Linked DNA regions of Mus musculus: region 1 is linked to region 2. The links are chromatin loops, found by intact Hi-C in ENCODE. Cell type or tissue: left cerebral cortex. All regions are shown on one strand. Links, peaks and the distances in the headings refer to the core of each region. The heading gives the core; the rest is flanking DNA. Region 1 has its middle 18 kb from the start of Cracr2a. Region 2 has its middle 39 kb from the start of 9330102E08Rik.

The links. A loop is a pair of places that touch in the nucleus more often than their neighbours do. Peaks named below come from ENCODE experiments on the same cell type or tissue, not always from the same donor. Only the 100,000 strongest peaks of a DNase experiment are listed, where the experiment ranks them.
Region 1: a loop joins it to region 2, with 2.2 times the contacts of the local background. A loop is called at or near these places in 3 of 42 quality-filtered maps.

What each region holds. Positions count from the first base shown.
Region 1 is chr6:127,537,467-127,549,483 of GRCm38, reverse strand. No RefSeq gene overlaps it. Among named protein-coding and RNA genes, the nearest start is that of Cracr2a, 18 kb to the left of the region's middle. In left cerebral cortex, for the core only: a CTCF peak has its summit at 7,331 (motif pointing left); DNase peaks (open chromatin) are centred at 3,649 and 7,319.
Region 2 is chr6:128,138,829-128,150,845 of GRCm38, reverse strand. It overlaps a transcript of Tspan9 not described here. Among named protein-coding and RNA genes, the nearest start is that of 9330102E08Rik, 39 kb to the left of the region's middle. In left cerebral cortex, for the core only: CTCF peaks have their summits at 4,885 and 6,901 (motif pointing right); DNase peaks (open chromatin) are centred at 7,006, 7,264, 7,888, 8,051 and 1 more place; H3K4me3 peaks cover 1,754 bases; H3K27ac peaks cover 1,310 bases.

The DNA of each region.
Region 1 (12,017 bases), core at 2,740-10,739, 600 kb after region 2:
CAGACATACAATGCCCATTATTTTCAAGCGCCTATGGAGCCCTCGCCACAACAGAACACATTCAAGACCTGTAAACAAACCATAACAAATTTAAAAGAATAAAAAAATCATACCAAAGTATGTTCTTTCCACAATGGGATCAGATTGGAAATCAATAACAGGAAAAAGCTGGAAGCTCTCCAAACACACAAAGAGGAAAGTGTAAATATTTTAAATTAAGTCAAAATTAAACGCAACTTCATCAAAACTTGCAGGATGCAGTGAAAGGAAGCAGAGTCGGGGAGATTTATGGTGCCAAGTGTGTCCTGGGGAAGAGGAAACATTAAAGCCAGCAGTCTGTGTAACCACTGTAAGAAAGTAGAAAACGGGAAAAGAACTTTAAATGCAAAGTCAGATCTTCATGATGGAGACATTGACTTTCAATCCAGTGTGCCGCCACGAGTTCATGATCTCAGCACTCGGGAAGTGGAGGCAGAGGCATCAGGAGTTCAAAGCCACCCTCCGGTAGACATTAAATGGACGCCAGCCCGAGCGACAAGAGACCTTGTCTCAAACAAGAAAAGCCAAGCAAACAATCAGTCGCCCATGAGCTGGTCTATGGGAGCAACACACCACACCCCATCCCACTTTGATAGATGGTGACGAATTGGTCTTAAAATGTACATGGAGCTACAAAACAATCTGGAATAAGCAAGACAATTTTGAAAGAGATAAGGTTGAGGGACTTGTGTTTCACAATTCAAAAGTTATTGTGAAGCTTTAATTCCTGAGACAACGCAGCGTAAAGATAGGGATGTACATTCTTAGAACAGAGCTGAGACTCCAGCCATAAAATCTTACATTCATGGATCAATTGACAGCTCACTGCAGAAAGAATAGTCTTCAACAGCAGGGGCCAAGATGACAAGGGTGTCTGTGAACCTACATCCATCTCTCACCTCACACAGTAAAAATTAACTCAAAATGGGATGAAGTCTGAACACAAGACCCACAACTGTGACACTTCTAGAAGTCAACCTAGGAGGAGAATCTTGGTGGAATCATGGGTAAGTCTCTATAGAGCCATAAACAAGAGCCGTGAAAACCGTACAAATCCTGACATACTACCCTTAATTAAATTTAGAAGCCTCTCTGCATGGAGAAAGGATCCAAATTAAACTAAAAGACTGGCCATAGAGTGAGATAAAATATTTACAAAATGCATATCTGATAGAGGATTTATAGCCAGATTATAAATAGAGGTTTTACAGCTTGATATGACAAACAGCCAGATTAAGAGTGGATAAAAGACTTGAGCAAATGCTTCATCAGAGAAGATGTAAGGCTAGTGTGTAGATACAGGAGAGGATGCTCAATGTTAGCCCGCCTTAGTCATCAGGAGACGCACACTGAAGTCTCACTGCAGCCCGCCGCACAACACACATGCACCTGACAACTGCAGCAAACAGATAAAATCGACTTCCATGCAGACATGAAGAAAGCAAAGTGCCTGTAGGATCCTGGCAGAAATGAATGTGATCCACACTTTACAAACACCTCACTTAAGTCATTGTCTTCCTTGTCCTCCTCCTCCTCCTCCTCCTCCTCCCCTCCTCCTCCCCCTCCCCCTTCTCCTCTTCCTCCTCCTCCTCTTCTTTTTCTCCTCCTCCTCCTCCTCCTCCTCCTCCTCCTCTTCTTTTTCTCCTCCTCCTCCTTCTCCTTCTCCTCTTCCTCCTCCTCCTCCTCCTCCCCCTCCTCCTCCCCATCCCCCTCCTCCTCTTCCTCCTCCTCCTCTTCTTTTTCTCCTCCTCCTCCCTCTTGTCATTTTTATAAAAAATTAAACATAAACCTTCTGAAGGTCTAGAAGTTTTACTGGGAGAAAACTGTCCAAAACAAACAAAAGTATCTTGTAGGTGAATGTTCACAGCCGTGTTATCGATAATAGTTCCAAACTGGAACTAATATAAATATCGGAAGAAAGGATGTGCTTTCTGACTCGGTTCAGAATTCAGTGCAATGTAAGAAGGATGAGACACTGGTATGTGGTGTGATGTGGATTGACTTCAAGCAGTTTGCTCTAAAAAGCCAGTGCAAAGGCTCTACAGAGAACACGGCTCTGTGTGTGTTCTGTGTCGAGAAAAGGCACATCACAGTGATGAAACGCAGATTCCTGGCAAGGTGGGAGGGGAGGGGAGTTCGATCACCTCACAAGGGCACTCTTAATAGGATTCTAGGATGATAGTGTTACAAAATGGATTGTGACCATGGTTGTCCAACTCTATAAATGTCGTAGAGGTCATCAAGTTCCTTACTTGCAATAGGTAGAGTTTAAGGTATTAGAAAGAATATCCCAATAAATCTGCAAAACAAAAGAAAAGTCAAAACCTACTCAAACTACACCAAGCTATAATTCTGTACGGATTCAGAAAATAAATGAGCCCTGGGAGATGCGGGGACTCAGAGTGACAAGCTCCACCCGTGACAAGGAGAGCCTGTTGTGACATAAATTCTTCTCCCTCTTCCTGATCTACACTGCTCCTCTCTGGCCTTCGCCATAGTCAGCCCTGCTCAGGCCATGCCCTTTCCAGCTGTCTACCATTCCTGTGGACACTTCCATTTCCCTGCCAGAATTTCTGGGGCCATGTGCCAGGTTTGCAGTAGCCAGCCCAATCCTTTTCAGCAGCATTAAAAGGAAATCTTGTTGATGCCAGGAATGGTATAAATCCAGCTGAAATAAATTCTTATCTACAATCTTGGCTTTGAACCAAAACAGAGCTAAACATTAGAAATGAGTATTTATTGCTCGTGTATTGCTAGCCCCATTTCTCCATCGTAAAAAAACCCCGTGGTGAGAGAGAACCCTGAATGACACTTTTTGTGCTACAGTTGAGTACACACAAACTTCTACTTTATCCTTGATATCTGATACATTGTGCTCGAGTGTGTGTACATGTGTATATTTGTGTGTGTGTGTGTGTGTGTGTGTGTGTGTGTGTGTGTGTGCATGCACATGTCTATTCCCAACGGCTTTACTGAGGGGTGGGAAGTGAAGATCTGCTCATTTCATGTCCCAGCCATTGAGTTTTACTTGGGTGACACACCGGTGAAGGAACAAGGGGCTGATGTGATCACTCCCTCCACCAACTTGGTTTGGTTTGTTGGTTTCTTATTTTTCTAACGGGAAGGCATTTCTCAGGGGCTGCAGCTGGCTGCCTCCAAAGCCAAAGCTAAGCGACCCATTGTATCTCTCCTGCCGTTCTCTTTCCATCTGAACCAGAAGCAGCTGAGTCTTTCAGGACCCCAGAAGCCCTTAGCAACCCATTTCATGTTTCCTTGATCCTTCATTTCTTCATCCTTGATCATTTTACCACTGTCCTGGCTGGTTTCGTCAATTTGACACAAGCTAGTCACTTGAAGGAAGGAACATCCACTGGAAAATGCCCCTAACAGATGGGCCTGTGGACAAGCTCCTGAGGCAGTTTCTTGATTAATAGTTGGTGTGGTCAGTGCTACCCCTTGACTGTTAGTCCTGGGTTGTATAAGAAGGCAGGCTGAGCAAGCCATGGGGAGCAAGCCAGTAAGAACATTCCTTCATGGCCCCTGCTTCCTGGCTCCTGCCAGAGTGAAGGAAATAGGGACTGGAGGGAAGGCATATGCATGGAAGAGGGTTTGGAAATGGGAAAGCATGGGGTATGTTTAGGAGGACGACAGCATATACATCTGCTTGTGGGAAGCCTACAAATCTATAAATACAAGCCAGAGTCACATTATATAGGACATTGAATGTCAGCTATGATTTTAACTCATCTCTAGACAGGCAGGTTAACCTTCTCTCCACTCGGAAGGCATTTAAATAATGGAGACCAGACTCAGCTCTCTCTTGACAAGATGCATATATTATGCCCAGAGAAATTTCCCAACATGACCCACAAGCAAGTGGGTGGTTGTGCTAGATCAGGTCTCACCCAGTTCTAGAATTGTAACATTTGGTGGTCTCTGGGGGCTATGAACATAAACTCTGCCTTCTGGTTCCATGGATGTCTAGAGCTTTTATTGCTCCTGAGTGAAAGTTCTGGCGTCTCTGAGAAGGGCTAGGAGCAGGGTTTGCTTGGAATGTGTTCCTCCGGGATATAGGGAGTGAGTACCATTTGTGGCACAGGGCACAGACCTTTCAGATAGGTGGTTCTGCCTGGGTTTCAAACACTGGGTAGTCTGGTCTATGTCACCCACACAGTGGTGGGAAACAGGTAGTATGTCCCATTCTGTGTAACTCTTGTTTATTTTACTCTAAGCAGTCCCACAGAGGAAACAGAGAGCCCAGGCAGACTTTGAGATGAGCTGAAGAAGTCTGACAGTATTTCTGACTCTCTACCTGATTTCTGTTCCAGAGGTGACTCTCTAGACTCCTGGAGCCAGTGGTGCCATGGACACAAAGCATCTGTTTGCGTAGAAATCCTGCAGTGGTGTGGAGGAGAATAGAAGAGGGAGGACTTGCAGACAGCTACACTCACTGCATTTCTAAGTCAGATGAGCATGTGAGGGGGCCTGATAGAGTAGTGACAGGTGAGACTATAACTGCCACGGGAACAGGGGGAACAGGGGTTAAGAGTCGCCAGTCCCATTCAGTAGATACGATTAACCATGTCTCCCTCCAGCTCTGTTCAGAGTTGGGCACTGAGCAAGCTACAACGGGGGCAATTCTCCATCACTCAGTTAAACTGTGTGACCTTTGACGTCCTCTCTGCCTCAACTATATTCTACTTCTTTGATTTAGTAAACTTCACTACCTGAGCTCTCAGCATGTTAAAGATTCGAAAAAGCCAAGGGGTTTGGGGGTAAAACTCTAAACGTTCTGGAGACAAAATGATTTAATATTAGAAAACTGAAAAAAAAATATTTTATATAGAAGCTTGATAAGTTCAATTATAATACAACCTTTCTGAATTTCTTTGATTATATAAAGAAGAAAATATTTCCAGAGACAAATACAAAGAGTTTGAAGTAGAAATGGAGGAATAGAGTCAAAAGTGATATATTTTTGAGTCTACCCAATTCTCCCTTCCACAAGTTCTTCCCCACCCCTTCCCAGATCTAACTGGGTCCCATACCCACTGTCTCAGCTTACTTTGGCTACCCCAGGCTGCTCCAAAACCAACCTTTAGGTGTCTGCCAGGACCCAGCCTGCCCTGCCCTCTCCTGAACCTCCCCACCCAGTCAGGTCCCACACATCCTTCTGCAGAGTCTAGCCCCTCCCCCTCATCAAGGAAATTTCTCTTGGAGACATAGACCAAGACAGAAAACCACAACCAGTCAAAATGCAGAGTTGTGGAGCCGAGTCCCCAATGACATAATGACGACACAAGTCCTGGACCTGGGGAACATTTTGGAAGAAGGAGCAGAAAGATCGTAGGAACCAGAGAAACAGAAAGTCTGCTATGAGATTGGGCCTCCTAGGAATATCAGAAGCCTTATCCGTAAGGTGTCGCCAGCATGGCTGCCAAACCTTGAGTTTAACAGGGATGATACTTATAGACACATGGATGGGAGAAAGCTCATGAGGTCTCAGCCGTACTCGGAGAAAAACCGCTAGAGTCTAAGGAATGCTACGAACAGGAGAAACAGTTTTCCTCAGGGAAGAGCATGCCAACCGGTTATCTCACCACAAGCAGTGAGCCTGAAAGCATGGACACACAAGTAACACCGTTCAGACTATGTAGGCTGTGTTTGCGGACTTAGGAACACACACACACACTTACTATGTAAAAATAAAAGAGAGGAAGAGATTCTATGGGAGGGTTTTCAGGGAGAAGGGGAAGGGGAAATATGTAATTATAATCTCAAAAATTAAAAGAAGTAATAATCTTACAAAGAGTAAGACACTCCCCCCAATGATATATTTAACCGCATGCTAAAATCACAGGAACACGATGGCAAATGGAAACATCTGTAATCTAAGTCAGCCTGTTCGATGCTTTTAGAACCCTACTCTGCTCCGTAGATGCAGTCCTTGTTGTTGGCCCCATCCAGCCTGGTTGCTTCTAACCTCTCATTGAAGTGCATCATACCAGTGACACCATTAGAAAATGATTCTTTCACTTCTTTTCCTCACTCTGGACTCCTTCAGCCACCAAGTCTGCCGACCGAGGCTTCTATGATATACTGATGTTTCTGCTTCTCAAAGCCATTACCAACTGTTTAGTCCAAACCCTTGCCATTACTTATCTGAACTATTGCCGTGGTCACTACACAAACCGTGTTCCCATACACTGGGTCTCTTTTAGCCCATGAGGGCACTGCAGTGAGATGTCCTTCCCTTCATGGTGCTTGTGTTTGAACGGCAGCGCTAGCTGATGAAAAAGCAACAAGGTGAGAGTCAATGATGGTACGTTCTAGAAGGCAAACGAGCTGTAACAGGAGAAAGAATGAGGAACACCGGGAACATAAGGAGAATGGCTACAGAGGACTCGTCCTGCTGAGGCCCAAGAGCAGCTGGGAATGGGGGCATGGGGTGAGGGAAGTTAGAACAAAGAGCAGAGAAACCAAGGGGCTTTGCGCAGGGTGATGGTAGAAGGGATCAGGAAAAGCAGCCAGAGTCAGGTTAACACAGACCTAATGATCCAATGGGGGTGACTCGGGAATGAAGAGGGTGTTCAGTGGGGAGGGGCTTGGGTGACTGATTGGATGGATCGTGGTGGTATTTATTATACTGAGAAAGAAGAAAGGCTTGGGACAGAGAGAAGGCCATGCCAGTGGAGTGGGGTTCTAATTTTGCAGCTCTCCCCCACCCCCCTCGTAGGCTAGAATGTTTCCATCCCTGAGTTCTGACCATGTCTCCTCCCTGCCGTAAACACGACTCAGAAAGTCTTGCCCTTTACCATAGTGTACATGGCTGCTTCTCACTTTGACGGAACATAACATTCCAGGGTCTCCTGTCTGCTTCATCATAGAGCTTTAAAACTGCCTCGCGCTCACCTCATTACACAGTGAACTCCGCTGTTAGGTGAAACTGAAATCAGGATTTTTATCGTCCTTGCCCTTGCAGTTTCCATGCGGGGCGCGCGATGGTACTTAGTAACATTGATGGGACAAAAGAGGGAGGGAAGGAAGAAAAGGGGGAAGGAGGAGGAAAAAGAGAGAGAGAGAGGGAGAGGGAGAGGGAGAGGGAGAGGGAGAGGGGAGGGAGGAGAGGAGAGAGGGAAGGAGGGCGAGGAAGGGAAAGACTGTTCTCTTGGTGAGAACCCTCCTTGGAGAATGTAGCCTTTAGCATCTGTGCCATCCATCCCCATCCTCTTCTGAGCACTTGTGGAGACAGAAACCTCAGATGGAATGTGAAGAGCGCCATCTAGAGGTCAGAAGACTCAAGACGGGACCTATTCGGAAATTGAAAAGCAGGCAAAGCAAGAGCTTACCTACAGCAATTGTTAAGCCCATCCGTGGTAACGTTATCCAGAATATGGTTCACACGTGTTTCTCACGTGCCCAGTGGGAAAACCCAGAACAGCAACAAAAGTACTGAATGACCCGGAAGGTGAATTTATTAATATAAATATGGTTGCTCTGACAGCAGAGCCCCTGGGTTTTCTACTTCACGTGGGCAGACTTCGCGGAAGCTCCGCTTCTTCCATATCAGTTGTAGTCCATTAGTGGCCAGGTGCTACTCTGTGCCGAGAAGCCAATCGCTTCTATTACCTGGCTTGCAGGAACATCTGTGAGGGAGGCAGAATTGGCCTGGCTGAGGGCTTGCACACTGCAGTAGGGATGGGAGCAGGGGCTGATGCAGGTCCGTGACAAGGCAGCTTCTTGTCTGATTGAACCTAATAGGCCCAGGCACCGCACAGAAGCCATCAGCAGCTCTGCTGGTTAGCTGCGAATTGCCCACCAGAATTGCTCTCTGCTCCAGAGTGGCTTTCTTTTACAATTTAACAAAGGGTGGAGAAAATTGTGGGGCAGTGACTGCAATTTACACGTTGAGCCTATGCCTGCAGAGATCACTGTAAGGATATTTTTATCTTCTTGTTTTTGTTTGAGTACTACGGACTCAGGTACAGGTAGGTTTGGTTTGGCTATGGAGGTCAATATTCTGTTTCCTTATTTATAAGAAGGTCCTGCTATGCTGTGCTTTGTGGCTCAGTTAAAAACACTATACAGCAACCGGAGAGATGGCTCAGTGGTTAAGAGCACTGACTGCTCTTCCAAAGGCCCTGAGTTCAATTTTTTAAAAAAAGAACACTATAACACTATATAGTGTTTTGCAGATGTGGAAGACTAGAATAGAGGTAAAGAGACTGAATTTTTCCCAACTATATGATCTCAGCTAAGTTACAAGATTGCCTGAATACTGCCTCTACCCCCACCCCATCCCTCCACCACCCACTTTCTCTTCCTCATCCTTTGTTTGGTTTCGTTGTTGTTGTTTTGCTTTGGAGGAGTTGTTTTTTGTTTTGTTTTGTTCTGCTTTGTTTTGTTTTGAGTTGGAGCCTCACCATATAACCCAGGCTAACCTCAAAGTTGTCATCCTCCTGCTTCAGCCTCCTCAGCCCTGGAGGGAGCCTCTATACCCGGCTCTGAACCCTGTATTTCTAAAACTTGAGAGAAGGGAAGGTTTTGCCAATCTCTATAAACAAACACTGTAAAGAAACCATGCAGAGAAAAAAAAACCACTTGCTACTTTAAAGAGAAAATTATCGAAGTATAATTTGTACACAATGAAACCCATACATCTTTACGTGGTCCAGAGGATCTTGGGAAACATAAACAGTTGTGCAACTCACACTCAATCAAAACAGATCCTTCACCCCAGGAGTGACCCGAGGCCCCTCCACAGTCAGCAACTCCAGCCACAGCCAGATGCAGTCTGCCTCTCATTCTGCAGCCATAGGTGGCTCTCTCTGTTTCAGGACTTGACACAAATGGAATGGCATGGCTGATGCTCCTGTACCTTTCCCTCAGTGTTTTGTGTGGTTTGCCCATACTGTTACGGGTGTCCATGACTCTTAGTTGCTGGAGCTATTCCATTCTTTTTCCACTCTCCGCTTTAAGAGCACATGTTACTGAGTTTTAATAAGTGTGTCTGCCCCGTTTTCACAGCCACAAGCAGATAGCACGTTCCCGTGGGCTCCCAAACTTCCCTGGAGCTCCATCCCACCAGTGAGCTTGAGGATCCGCCCGTTTCTACCCCAAACGCCCACCGAGTTACAGATGCTCACCCACCCACCCCACCCCCAGCTCATACATGGCTGCTGGGGTCTGAATTCAGGTTTTCATGCTTGGTGGGCAGCTACTCCATCCGCTGATCCATCTCCCTGCCCACCCCTCATATTAATTTTTGTCTAGATTGCTAGATTTAACTTACTAGTAGTTTGTCAAGAACACTTGCATCTATATTAGGAAATGCCACTGATGGATAGCTTTCTAGTGATAACTTAGGCTTTGGCGTCTGGGTAATGCTGGGTTCATAAACGGTGTCAGGGAGTCTCCAGGGTGGGCTTTTTTGGTCAGGTTTACACAAGCTAGAGTTAGCTGGGATGAGAGACCTCAGTTGAGAAAATGCCTCCATCAGATTGCCTTTAGGGAACTGCAGTTCCCTGTGCTAATAGTCCTCAGAACACTCATAGGGAGTAGCACTGTTAGGAGGTGTGGCCTTGTCAAAGTAGGTGTGGCCTTGTTGGACTGAGAATGTCACTTCGGGCAGACTGAGGCTTCCGAAGCTCAAGTCATTCTTTCTTCCTGCTGCCTGCCAGTCAAGATGTAGAACTCTTGGCTTCTTCCCCAGCACCACATTAGCCTATGTGCCACCATACTTGACATGGCAACATGTCGTGCCACGTCATGATGACAATGGGCCAAACTTCTGAACTATAAGCTAGCTACAAATAAATGTTTTCCTTTGTAAGAGTTACTGTGGTCATGGTGCCTCTTCACAGCAATAGAAACCCTAACTAAGACAGGCATTTTTCTTAATTAACCTTTGATATGGAAGGGCCCAGTACATTGAATGCAGGAGCTGAAGCAGAGACTATGGAGAAACCCTGCTTACTCGAGTACTTCCTCTGGCGTCATCATGCACCTTGCCCAAGCGCACATGCCCAGAGGTGGTACCACCCACAGTGGCAACTGGCAATCAAGCAAATGCCCACAGACATGCCCATGGGACAGTCTGATGGAGGTGATTTTTTTAACTGGGGTTTCTTCTTCCCAGATGTGTCAAGTTGACAAAACTAACCATCTCGGTGGACTTTGTGCATTTATGTTTTGTTTGTTTGTTTGGTTGGTTGGTTGTTGGTTTTTTTTTTTTTTTTTTTTGAGACAGGGTTTCTCTGTGTAGCCCTGGCTGTCCTGGAACTCACTCTGTAGACCAGGCTGGCCTCGAACTCAGAAATCTGCTTGTCTCTGCCTCCCAAGTGCTGGGATTAAAGGTGTGTGCCACCACTGCCCGGTGCATTCATGTTTTTAGGGCAACTCTTCATTTTTTTTTTTTTTTTTTAGCTCTTATCCTTGACCTTGGTGGTTTGTGCCTCACTGCCTGCCAAGCTAGCTCAATGGAGGCTTCTCCGCTGGAGCTTATTAGAAAAGCCTTTCTTCTTTCTATTGGGTCTTCTCTCTTCCCTGTCTGTTTTCCGTGCATTTGATGTAAGTTTTGATCTCATTCTTGCCCTTTCTTTCTGAGTACTTCAATTTTAATTTGCTTTCTTTTGTAGTCTTGCAAGACAGAGAATTAGATTACTAATTTAAGATATTCTAAATTATGATCAACTAAATAGCACTTCTCTGGGCAGCCTTTTTAGTTATAATTCACAAATGTTAGCACGTACATCTTCATTTGCACTAATTTTGAAGTGTTTTCTAATTCTTCTCTATCTCTATTTTGGCCATTGGTTTTGAGAAATTAGTTACTTTTAAACTCTTTGGAAATTTTTCTTAATATATTTATGTTTTGGTTTGTTTTTTTTTCATTTGTTTGTTTTTACTGTCGTGACCTAAGAACATATTCTATTTAACTCCAGTTACTTTGACTTAATGACCAATTAATCTTATGGCCCAGTTCATAGTCCGTTTTGGTGAAGGCTTTGTGCAGATTTGAAGACAGTGTTTGTTATATCCTTGTTGTGTGGGATGTTCTATAAATATCAAGTAGGTCATGGTTGTTGGGAGTCTGCTGCAGGCTTGTGCTATTTTCTGGTTGTTCCATGCTTAAGTGAGAGGAGGGCAGGGATAGTCCACTGTAATTCTGCACTTGCCCATCTTGGGTTTTCCCTCTGTCTGATTCTTGTTCCTACTCTTGGCCCTCTCTGTTTAGCTCAGATCCATTCGGGGTTGTTTTGTCTTCCTTGAGAGCTCCTTTATCACTGTTAAATGCCTTGATCACATCCCCAGGTCTGAAGCATCCATTGTCTATTAGTGCTATAGTCAGCCTGGCTTTCCTGTCATTAATATCTATTTGTATAGCAAGGCCTGTCCACCTTCACCTATCTCTGCCTTAAATATAAAAGCAGGTTTCCTGGATATGGTAGAGTCAGGTCTTGCTTTGCTGATGCACGCTAACAGCCTCTGTCTGGGTTTGAACTGGGTAGCTGAGATGGTGCCTTCATTTTATTTATTCTCAGTTCCAGCTCACCATCTTGTCACCAGCTTGTGTTTGACCTGTCTGTCCTTTGTTCCCTTTGGACACAGTTGTCTCCTTCATAACAGAATAATTTTTAGTATTCTGTCTCACTCTCATCCTTATATGATATTTTACTTCTTCTCCTGTGACATAAAAAGTGCCTAGCAGATCCTGCCTGCTCCTCCTTGCTTCCTGTTAGTGTTTACAGTTTGGTGCCCCATTTATAGACCTCAGGATATATTTAAAACTCTGCTTCAGACAGTCAGTCGTCCATACAAAAATTTTAAATATGAAAAAAGTTATCTTTTATACTTACCCACATAGATTCTATCTTCAGTAGTCATTCTTTTTATAGATTCAAATTTACATTTGTTATCACTTTTTTTCCCTGAAGAATTTCACTTTAAATTTCTTTTAGCATACATCTATTGGCAAT
Region 2 (12,017 bases), core at 1,673-9,672:
AAAATGAATTTATAGCCATTTATTAGCCATCCAGCACAGTTGCTGGGATTAGAACTCAGCTCTTTTGGAAGAGCAGTCATCAGGCACACACCTCCATTTTTTTTTTTTTTTTTTTTGAGACAGGATCTTACTTTGTTACTTATGTTCACATTCCCCCAAGAAGCTGAGACCCCAGGTATGTGCCAATGTGCCGTTATGCCTGAGTTAGGCAATATTCTCTTTCTCTCTTTCTTTCTCTCTCTTAAATCCCTCCCTCCCTCCCTCCTTTCTTTCCTTATCAGACCTCATTTTGTTTTCGAGACAGGGTTTCTCTGTGTAGCCCTGGCTGTCCTGGAATTCACTTTGTAGACCAGGCTGGCCTTGAATTCAGAAATCTGCCTGCCTCTGCCTCCCGAGTTCTGGGATTAAAGGTGTGTACCACCACACCCGACCAGTCCTCATTTTTTAAAAAATATTATTTATGTATATGAGTATTCTGTCTTCCTGTCCATCTGCATGACAGAAGCAGGCTTCAGATCTAAGTATAGAAGGTTAAGGTTCACAGTGTAGCTGCTGGGAATTGAACTCAGGACCTCCGGAAGAACAAGTGCTCTCACCCACAGAGCAATCTGTGGGCCCAGCAATTTTTTTCTCTTATTTTTTTTTAATTAGATATTTTCTTTATTTACATTTCAAATGCTATCCCAAAAGTTCCCTATACCCTCCCCCTGCCCTGCTCCCATACCCACCCACTCCCACTTCTTGGCCCTGGCGTTCCCCTGTACTGGGGCATATAAAGTTTGCAAGACCAACAGGCCTTTCTTCCCAATGATGGCCAACTAGGCTTCAGCTCTCACTCTCATCTCAGCTCTCTCCACCAGCACTTCTGCCTGGTCATAGTGAAGAAATGACTTCCATCAAAATTCCCCTTCTGCTTATTTCTCATCTTCCTTCAACTCTCTGATGCCCTGTTAAACATCTCGTTCCACACCTCAGCAAATGACCTACCAGCTACCTTTTCACACCAGTCAGAAGCCTGAGCCCCCACCTCTTGCCTCCCTTCCTGGCTTGCTGCCCTCCACACCATCTCCTGTCACAGGCAGAGGGATCACACACCGGCACCACCAAGGCCAGCTCTTGACCTTTCTTTTTTCCAGTCTTTCACGTCCACCGTGGATCTGTACAATTCACTTCTGAGTTCTCTCAGATCTATCCAGGTGGCTCCTCCCTCCTTCACCTCTACCAACCAAGACAAAGCTCCGTTTTTAGCTTTATTGTTGAAGTCTCCTGTATCCGTTTTTAAAACTGAGTTCCCTCTAATCCCTTCTCTACTCCACCCAGAGTCAGAGGTTCAAAATGCAAATCTGATCACATCACTCTCTTTTTAATGTCACACACAATGGCCTATAATTCGTGATTCTTGTGATCTGCTTACCTCAGCCTAAGTGCTGGGATTACAGGCATGCGCCACTACACACACGGCAAGTGTTGCTCTCTTGTTTGAAACACTTCGGTGATGACTTATTTAGTAAAGAGCATAAATACACATGGAACTCCTGAGCCTGGCAGGTGTGCTCCTCTGCTTATGTGAGTCTCTGTCTGTATCTTAGATCAAGCCCCCACCCCCCCACCCCCCGCATCACTGGCTTTTTCAGTGCTATGGCAAGCTCACGTTTGGGTGTAGTGTTTATTTACTATTTTATTTTTGAGAGTCTACTCTGTAGCCTTCTCTGGACTGGAACTCACTGTGTAGACTAGACTGGCTTTGAGCTTATAGAGGTCCGCCTGTTCCTGACTCCCAAGTGCTAGGATTATAGTGGTGGCCATCATTCCTGGCTAAAGGTTTTATTTTATATCTTTAAATTATTTTATCATTATTTTACGTGTATGGGTGTTTTTCCTGCATGTATGTCTGTAAAACCTTTGCAGGTCTAGTGTTCTCAGAGGCCAGAAGAGCAGGGATCTTGACCTCTGAGCTATCTCTTCAGTTCCTGTTTATTTATGTTTATTTATTCATTCATTTATTTATTGAGACAGGACCTCACTATGTAGTCCTAACTGGCTTGGGACTCACTACATCAACCTGACTTGCCTATAATCCAAAGACTCACCTACCTCTGCCGCCCATGCACTACCGTGTGTTTTATTTTATATGTATGAATGCTTTGTCAGCAATCACAACTGTGTACCATGTGGGTACAGCACCCCTAGAAGCCATCAGATGTCCTGGATTTGGAGTTAGAGAGGGTTATGAGCTGCCACGTGAGTGCTGGCAATCAAACCCAGGTCCTCTGGAAGAGCAGCCTGCTCTTAAGCACTGAGCTTCCTCTCTACTCCCACCACCATGATTTGAATTGACCAGTCTTTTTTTTTTTCCTAAATTAATTAATTAATTTTTATTAGATATTTTCTTTATATACATTTCAAATGCTATCCTGAAAGTTCCCTATACCCTCCCTCTGCCCTGCTCCCCTCCCCACCCACTCCTGCTTCTTGGCCCTGGCATTCCCCTGTACTGGGGCATATAAAGTTTGTAATACCAAGGGGACTCTCTTCCCAGTGATGGCCGACTAGGCCATCTTCTGCTACAAATGCAGCTAGAGATATGAGCTCTGGGGGTACTGGTTAGTTCATATTGTTTTTCTACATATAGGGTTGCAGACCCCATTCAGCTCCTTGGGTGCTTTCTCTAGCTTCTCCATTGGGGGTCCTGTGTTCCATCTTATAGATGACTGTGAGCATCCACTTCTGTATTTGCCAGGCACTGGCATAGCCTCATATGAGACAGCTATAACAGGGTCCCTTCAGCAAAATCTTGCTGGCATATGCAATAGTGTCTGGGTTTGGTGGATGATTATGGGATGGCTCCCCGGGTAGGGTAGTCTCTGGATAGTCCATCCTTTTGTCTTAGCTCCAAACTTTGTCTCTGTAACTCCTTTCATGGGTGTTTTGTTCCCAATCTAAAGAGGAACGAAGTATCCACCCATTGGTCTTCTCTCTTCTTGATTTTCTTGTGTTTTGCAAATTGTATCTTGGGTGTTCTATGTTTCTAGGCTAATATCCACTTATCTGTGAGTGCATATCTAATGACTTCTTTTGTGGTTGGGTTACCTCACTAAGGATGATATCCTCCAGATACATCCATTTGTCCAACAATTCCATAAATCCATTGTTTTTAATAGCTGAGTAGTACTCCATTGTGTAAATGTACCACATTTTCTGTATCCACTCCTCTGTTGAGGGACATCTTTGAGCAGTCTTTTTATACGTGCTCTCCAGGGTAGAATCTGAGGTGTGAGTTTTAAACTATGTCACTGCCCTCAATGAGCAGAGACTAACATTCTATAGTTGCTCAATGAGAAAACTGATGGTAAACATGGCTAATGTGTCCATCACTATTGTACTTATTGATTTCAAGCAACCATTAGGATTTCACAGTTGCTAGCCACATGCTCTGCTGGTGAGTGCCCGCATGCATGTCCTCCCCCTGTCCCCTCCCCTCACAGATAGTTACCATGTGCTTCTTCATGCTCTGCACCACAGGAGAGGAATGCCCACAGCATTGCTTCACCGGAAGGTCTCCTGCAGGGGAGCTCTGCTTTCCTTGACTTCTGGGATTCCTGTTGTGGTTTGAGGAATGCCTTTCTCTCTTTACACAGTCCATGCTGACCCAGACACAGAATCTGCTTTTCTTCAGGCAGGTCTAATCAAGACCTTATAAAACTCACCCTAAACCTGTCTCTACTTGAGAGGCACTCCTTCTGTGGGTGCGGGCCCATTTTTGGTCACATACATGCATATACATGCTGATAGAATTGCTGATCGTCGCATACATGTATATACATGCTGATAGGATTACTGGTAGTCATTATGCTCAATGATTAATCTTTTTCTGTGTTTTACATTCCCCACTCCCACAATACATCTGAGGCTAGGCAGGAGTTGGCACACCCCAATATGAAAAAGACACTAGTTGGAGGTGGAGTTGGCAGACTGAAGTTCAGTTCCTGTTTTTGTAAATAAAGTTTTATTGGGACACAGTCATGTTCATTTATTTTTGTACAGTTATGGTTTTTGTACAATTTGTTCTGCATGAGTGGGACAGAGAATGTATACCTACAGAGCCAGAAGTATTTACTCTCTGGGCCTTTATGTTTGCCAGTCTTTGATTCAGTGCATGTTTTATTTTGTTCTCTGTTCATTTGCTTTTGTTTGTGAGAGAGGGAGTTGCTATGCAGCTCCAACTGCCTGCTAATGAATGTTTTGCAATTGTTTTATCTATGATCAATGAAATGGGCACAGTTGCCAGATTCAGCGATTAAAGAGCAAAGTTATTTGTTTGTTTGTATTGGGGACTGAATCAAAGGCCTTGGTGCATGCGAAGCATGTGGTCTACTCAGAGCTACATTTCCCAGCCAACACCAGTAACACCTAAAACAAAGACTTGTTACTCCTCCTCCATCATCATCATCATCATCATCATCATCATCCTCTCCCCCCGCCCCACCCCCCAGGTCAGTGTGGTGTCTTTTCCTATTCTTTTCCATCTTCTTTGTTGAGTTAGGGTCTGGAGTTTGCCCCACTGTCTAGTGAGTCCCCACTATCCTCCTGTCAGAGCTCCTTACTGGGGGATTACCAACGGACGTATTACGTTCAGGTCCTCATACTTAGTAAAACATTTTATCAATTAAGTCACCTCCCCGGCCTCCTCGCTTAGTCTTTGTTGCCGTTTGAATGGCCTGAGAGGAATTCCCTGGCTTTCTGAGGCTCAATCTCCCTTTCTATAGAATGATGGGATGGTAGAGGTTGTTGTGGAGACAGTGGTGGCACACAAGCTCTTGGTAGATGTTAGCTGTCACAGTCTACAGGAAACTCAGTGTCCTTGCAGGACCAATTCTTCCCATGAGGTGGCACCATCCATCAGCCACTGTCCCTTGACTTGGGGCGGCTGGCTGCAAATGTACTTTTTGCTTATTATCATTTTTGATTTGGTATGGTAATTTTAAGGGGATAAACCAACTTTCTATCTTACGAAACTCTGGGAGACCCAGAAAAGCCAGAAATATCATTGGCATTCGGGGCTGGGAGGAGCTGTTCCGAGTATCGCCTGTGGTCATAGTTAAAGTGGCATATAATTTATTGTGCAAATTAGGGTATCCTGAGAGCAAAAGCAGAATTATTAAAAGCCATGCCAGGGCAAGAGCAGTGGATGTAATGTGCCCCCAGAACTTGGATGAACTTCCTGTATGTGTATCTAGCTCAATATACAGTTATCCTTCACTGTTTCTGAAACATAGTGGAATTCTTCAGAAGCCTGGTACCCATGGGTTTTGGAGTTCTTTCTCCAAAAGCTTCACTGTAAGGTTTATTTGCGTTTTCCCTTCAGTGGACACAATCACAGCATGCTTACCACACAGCTCATAGGTCACTTTGCTTCTTTGTGCTGAATAATTAATTCCTTTTCCTTCAGCGTTTCCAATAGCATTTTCCTGAAGCTATGAGCTCTACAGGCTCCCAGCTCTCTCTGTGCCTGGCTGTGTCAAAGTGAGTTGGGCTACCTGGCTTACGACTGAGGAGAGATATCTCAAGGTTCTCGTAATTCCAAGATGTCAGATCTGCTCATGTTCCTTTCAAGTGAGGTGTGTGTGTGTGTGTGTAGGGGTGGAATTAGCATTCACCCAATCCATTTTCATTATCTTAGACAATCCTCACATGTCCTAAACTTGGAGGGGTGCTATTGGTGTGAGGAGCCCATGGCCTAGAGCCCACGGCCTAGAAGAGGCAGGCAGGATCAGACACATGTGGCTCTGAATCTGGGAGTTTGCACCTTAGCAGGCTGCTTTGTCTGATTCCATCACCAGGCCTCTTCTCTGTACCCCCTCAACTGCAAAGTAGGCAGAGCTGATCCCTCGTAGTGCTGCCGGTGGGGGTCACCCTGGCAAGATTTCATCCCAGGGATTGGGTGTGAATGAGACTCTGAAGGAAGAGAGGAGACCATTTCTCTCTGTGGGAAATGAGAGTTCTAGGGGCTGGATTATGGGTTAAGTCTAACAGAAACAAGCAAGACCATGTGAGGTAACCCAGGAGAGAAGTGGAAACAGCCAGGTAGCTGGAGAATACAGGGGTGAGCCTTGCGATTTAAACACTTTATCTCAAGCTGGATTTGGTGGCCTGTGCTCACAGTCCCAGCCCCTCAGGAGGCCATTTGAGCAACATAGCCAGCGACTATCAAAGCAAAGCAAAGAAAGAAAAAGTTGTCTTCCACTGGGCATGGTGGGATGTCTTTAATCCTTGCACCTAGGAAGGAAGCAAAGGCAGAAAGAGCTCTGTGAATTGGAGGTCAGCATGGGTGATCCACTCAGTGAGGTCCTGGCTAGCCTGGTCTACATAGTGAGTTTCAGGCCAGCCAGAGCTACACGGTGAGATCTGTCTCAAAACATTCTTCTTCTGCTGAGATTTCAGTGCACTTATGAGAACAGAAAACTTTCTATGACAATACGAACAGAGAGGCGAGAGTTTTAGGGTCCACTTCAGAAACAAGTTTAGATGAGGTGTTTATATGAATCTATGCCTGCAGGAAGGTAGGCCAGAGATGAATCTCCTGCTTCCGCTCGGTCCCTCCCTCGAGTGTCCTTCGCTAACCCTTGGAGTCTCTAGCTCAAGTGGAGGTAGCCGCTCCTCCAACAGGGTATCTTAGGGCAGTTATCTAACTCACACCCGCGTGGTCAACATCTCAAATAGTCCTCCCGAAATACCAGGCAAGTATTTCTTAGGTGCGGGGTGAGGATGGTGAGGCCCGAAGACGGACACGAGCCGGAAAGCTGAGACCCTGGTTCGGCAGCCTTGGGGTAGCTTGTGTGAGTGCCCAGCCCACGAGTTCCACCTTTCAGGCCCTGCCCTCCCTCGGTCCAGCCCCAGGAGGGGGCGGGGCCGTCAGATAGTCGCAGGCGACTGGCGCAGTAGTGCCACCTTGGGAGAACAGGAGAACAGGGAATCGGGGTGCAGAGGGAGGTTCCTAGAACCCCGAGAGGAAAACAGCACCGTACTCCCTCCAGTGCTTACGCGGGACACATGGCCATTGTGGAGGGGGCTCCCCTGAGGCCTTCGCCTCTTTCAATCGTCTTTGCTTTGCCTCTGGCAGCCGGGTCCTCCCACAGCTCGGACGCCTGGTCCCCATTCTGTCCGCCCCTCCCACCCCGCCCCTTACTGGTCCCGCCCCCGTGCAGCCAGACCCCCGCCCCGCCGCCCGGTGAGGCCCCACCCCCTCCGCCTGCCGGCCCCGCCCCCCGTTTCCGCTGGCCGCCGCGGTGCGGGAGGGAGCGGAGCCGGGGCGCCACACCGAGTCCAAGCGCGGTGAGTGCGGCCCGGGCGGGCTGGCGACTCGGGGCTCCGGGGCGCGCGAAGTTGCTGGGGTTCAGCGCGGCGCAGGCGGGGCCCGGCCTCGATCGGATTCCTAGCAGGGTGGGAGTCTGGGGGCGCCCGGGGAGGCGGAACTCCCCGGGGTGGGGGAGGTAGGAGGGTGGGTCGAGGGAGGGGTGACAGAGGAGGGGCGGGAAGGGGCCGGGACGTGAGGGGCTTGTCACCGCGCCCCCCAGGCTCTTGGTGAGGGTCAGCGAGGTCTCAGGAATGTGGGGCTGCAGGGCTGTGGACCTCAGCCGCCTTATTCCCCAGCCCAGGGATGGGAGACCCTAGATGCCACAGGAAGGGAGATCCCCCCCGGAGCCGTCAGGGATCTCGTAGACCGGCTGGAGACGGTTCACCCAGGGCCGCAGACACGGTCTGGGCCTGTCTACAGACCCATTGAACCCCCCAGCTATTCCTCAGGCTACTGCTGGCCGAGAGGCTCTTAGAGTGACAGGGCTTTGGCACACCCCTCGATCTGCGATGTAGCCCATCTGTGCGCTCAAGTTTGGGCCTTTAAAAAAACTTTCATGTGGTTGAAAAAAAAAAGTCTAAACAAGCAACAGCTTGTGACAGCGGCAATTGTAGCCGTGCATCATGGACCAGAGTTTTCCTTCGCTTCTGTCTATTATGAAGGATACTGATCTCTTTAGCATCTTTCTCCAGATGACTGGAGAAGTTGGCAGTTGGTGTAGTAAGCTCTCCGCAAAGCTGGAATGATCTTGCCTCTTCACACCGTGGGCAAGAATGCAGCAGTTTACCTTTCTTGGCTCAGAGAACTAAAGTTGCCTTTTTGACCTGCATCTGCCCCCTCCCCTGGGGTGACTCAGGCATTTCCTCCTCCAGGCAGCATTCCTGGACTAGTGGAAAGCACAAAGAACTCTTGCTTTGATTCCTACAGACCTGTCTGCTCCTTCTCTATTCAGAACAGCCTCCGGGAAGGGTGTGTGTGTGTGTGTGTGTGTGTGTTTGTTTTCCAGGTGCGAGCAATAGGAGAGGGATTGTGGAGCATCTCAAACAATGGACTTGGCAAATCATTTATATTTAGCTGAGGAATGCAGCAGGCAGGAGTCAGACAATCACAACACTTCCTATATCAGCCTGGTCCTGGTGCTTGATGTGGCTGAGTCTAGAGTTGGTGGGTGGGGTGAGAGAGGGAAGGACATTGGGGTATGTACAACTCCAAGTGTTACTCAGTTCTTTTAGTTGAAGACCCACTGTGCACAAGGCCAGGAACAATGGGAGTGCTTCAGAATGGTCTGCTGTTGTCTTTTCTTCTATTTGGTCTGCTTGGGAGGGCTCTTGAACTCTGCGAGCAGAGATGTAATATTAATACTAACAACTAGTGTTCATGTGGTAATTTATGGTAAGCCAAATGCATTTGCCACACATACGCTGGATTTACTGTTAATGATCTATACTTGTCCTTGGGGTCTTACTTTTACCCGCCTTCTTGGTTAGGGAGATGGCACTAGAATAAATTATCTTTAATGCTACAAAGCTTACTGAGAGAGAAGTAGGGCTGGATCTGGAAGCTTCGTAGAGCATCTGTCTGTCTCCATCTTTACTGAGCCTATCTGCTCCCTCCCTTCCGCCACGTGTGAAGCCTTGGGCAAGTTTCTGTCCATCCCTGCTCCCCATTTTGGAGGACCAGGATGAAAGTCTCCAGGGCCTCCAGTAGCACCTAAACTAACAGTGTAACATGATCTCAGCACCCAGTCAATTTATACGTTACATCTTTTTATTCATTTTAAGTTAGCATACAAAGTAACAGGTTCCATTATGACATTTTTGTATTTTTTTTTTGAGCCTTCTCCCTCTCCTCTTCCCCCTTCTCTCTGCCTCCCCCTCTCTATATATATATTTTAAAATTTTAGGTCATGTGTGTATTATAAGTATGTGCATGTGTTTGCATGTGTAGGTAGAGTCTAGAGGTCTATACTGGGTGTTTTCTTCAATTATTCTTCATCTTTTATTATATCTTATATATTATATACATATTATCCATATATAACATATACATATATATAAATATGAGATAGGGTCTCTCACTATGTATGTGTGTGTGTGTGTATACACACACACACACACACACACACACACACACACATATATATATCACTGGCTGGCCTGAACTTATATGTTAACCAGGCTGGACTTGAACTCACAGAGCTCTGTCTGCCTCTGCCTTCTAAGTACAATTTATAAGGGTACCTTCCCTCGGCCTTTCTGCTCTCTGTGTGAGTGTAGTGTCTTCATCTCTTGATGTGTGTATGTATGTATGTATGTATGTATGTATGTATGTATGTATCTACCTTAAGCTTACTCTGAGCTTCTCCATAGGCATTTGGGAGAAGCAGCCTGCTTTGCTGGTACACAACATGGTGGCGGTGTCGTGGGCTGGTTTACAGGGTGTTCTCCCTGACTCTGTGACCCCAGTGCACCTGGTCTTAGGAAGGAGGGATTGAGGTCAGGCCTTGGGCGACAGCTTTCACCCCTGCTGGCCTAAGCTTCCTGCTTACACAAGGCGGACAACAATACAATGTTTCCAGGGCTGTGGGAAGGAGCCCTGACTGTGGGGAGAAGCTTGTAGCTCAGGGCCTCATACACAGCAGGTGTGCAGTGAGTGGAGGTTGTTATTTATAACCTAGCCGGGTGGCTAGACTCACATGCTGGGAACATGAGGACAAGGCTTCTCTTCTCCCACTGAGGCCCAGGAGTGCTGCGGTGATCATCTGTGCTGACTAAGGAGTGGATGTTACCCAGGTACACTCACCTTCTTTTCTCTTCTACTCTAGGCCTTCCAGGAACCCACAGGTCCTGCCAGACTGGTCCTCCAAACATGCTTTGGTCACTTCTTTTTAGCCCCAGAGTTTATTCTGTTCCACCTTCCAGAGTGTCCTTCTGATGTCTATCTTTCTGCCCTCCAAGACTCTATTCAGTTGGAGCTCTTTTCAGGGCCCTTCTGAGTCACCTTCAGTGAACCTTTGCTTTGGAACTCCCGTGACATTTCGTGTCTTTACCTGTCTTTTGCTAGGTAATTCCCTAGTGAATTTCATCCCCTCCCTACTATCATCAGCATCACCACCACTTTCTTCCTCCCCCCTCCTTCTCCTTCTTCCTCCTCCTCCTGTTCTTGTTCTTTCTTCTTCTTCTTCTTCTTCTTCTTCTTCTTCTTCTTCTTCTTCTTCTTCTTCTTCTTCTTCTTCTTCTTCTTCTTCTTCTTCTTCTTCCCCTTCCCCTTCCTCTTCCTCTTCCTCTTCTTCCTCCTCCTCCTCTTGTTCTTGTTCTTTCTTCTTCTTCTTGTCCTTGTTCTTTCTTCTTGTTCTTGTTGTTCTTGTTGTTCTTCTTCTTCTTCTTCTTCTTCTTCTTCTTCTTCTTCTTGTCTTTTTTATTTTCTTTGAGACAAGGTCTTGCTATATAGTCGAGGATGGCCTTGAACTTGTGATCTTTCTACCCCTGCTTCCAGAGTCCTGGGATTACATGCATTTACCAACATGCCTTGCATCCTTATTAAATTTTTGTGCTATCTTCTGATGATATAGAAATAAATAAAAATGATCGAAGTTGCTAGGCATGATGCATATAATCCCAGCACTCTGAGGCTGAGGCAGGAGGATCGGAAGGTTAAGGCCATCCTTAGCTACCTCCTGAATTTGAAGCCAGCTGGGCTGAATGAGACCCTGTCAAAAAGAACAAAAACACACCAAAAGCGGGTTCTTGTTTTCCTTGGACATATGATTCAGTCAAGAAGTTAGGATGGGGTTCACAAAAATCACAGTTTAAAGTATAAAGTGAGATAGGGGGCTGTCTGCCATAGTTCCAGGTATTTGGGAGGCTGAGGCCAATTCTGGACAGCATGGTTGGTGAGTCCTTCTGAGAGCAGAATGTTGTGGGAAATCTAAGTTTCAGTAGTCACCCTGATTGAGGAGGTATACTTCAGGCAGCTGGAGGGGAGACACCAACTTCAAAGGGGCCTGGTTTCATGGGAGAAGGGAGGAGCAGCCTGAGGACAGATGAGAGACAGCTCTGAAGGGCCAATGAAGACACCAGGCAGGTGGATGAGGTACACTGTAGCTGGCTCCAGTTGTCCAGCCAGGGATGAATTCCATCCATCTCTCCCTCCATGAGAAATGGAGTGCCTGCTATGTGCAGGCATGGGTTGGCGAGCCTTGGGAGGTCCTGGGATACTTGTGGTTTTGGCATGAGGGTCACAGAAGCAGGTCTGGGCTCAAGGAAGTGATTGATGGATGGAAACCATGGTGAGTGGCTGGGACCTGCCAGGAGTGGTAAAGACCTAGAGAGACTTTAGGAGCAAGACCACCTGTGGGGGCTGGGGTGTGGCCGGGTGGTAGAACACATCTCTAGCATGTGTGAGGCCCTTGGTTCCATCCTTACCATTACAAAACAAACAAACCCCAACCAACCAACCAACCAACCAACCAAATAACAAACAAACAAACAAACAAACACACCAAAAACCAAACCAAACCAAAATGGATGTGAATTTGTCACTGGTGAGGAGCCAGCCAGCCAGTTCCAGGCTGTAGTCCTCATCAGCTCAAGGAGATTCCCTGATCCTTTAGGAACCTCAGCTCAGGCCAAACCAGGGGTTGTGGCTTCAGCATAGAGAAGAA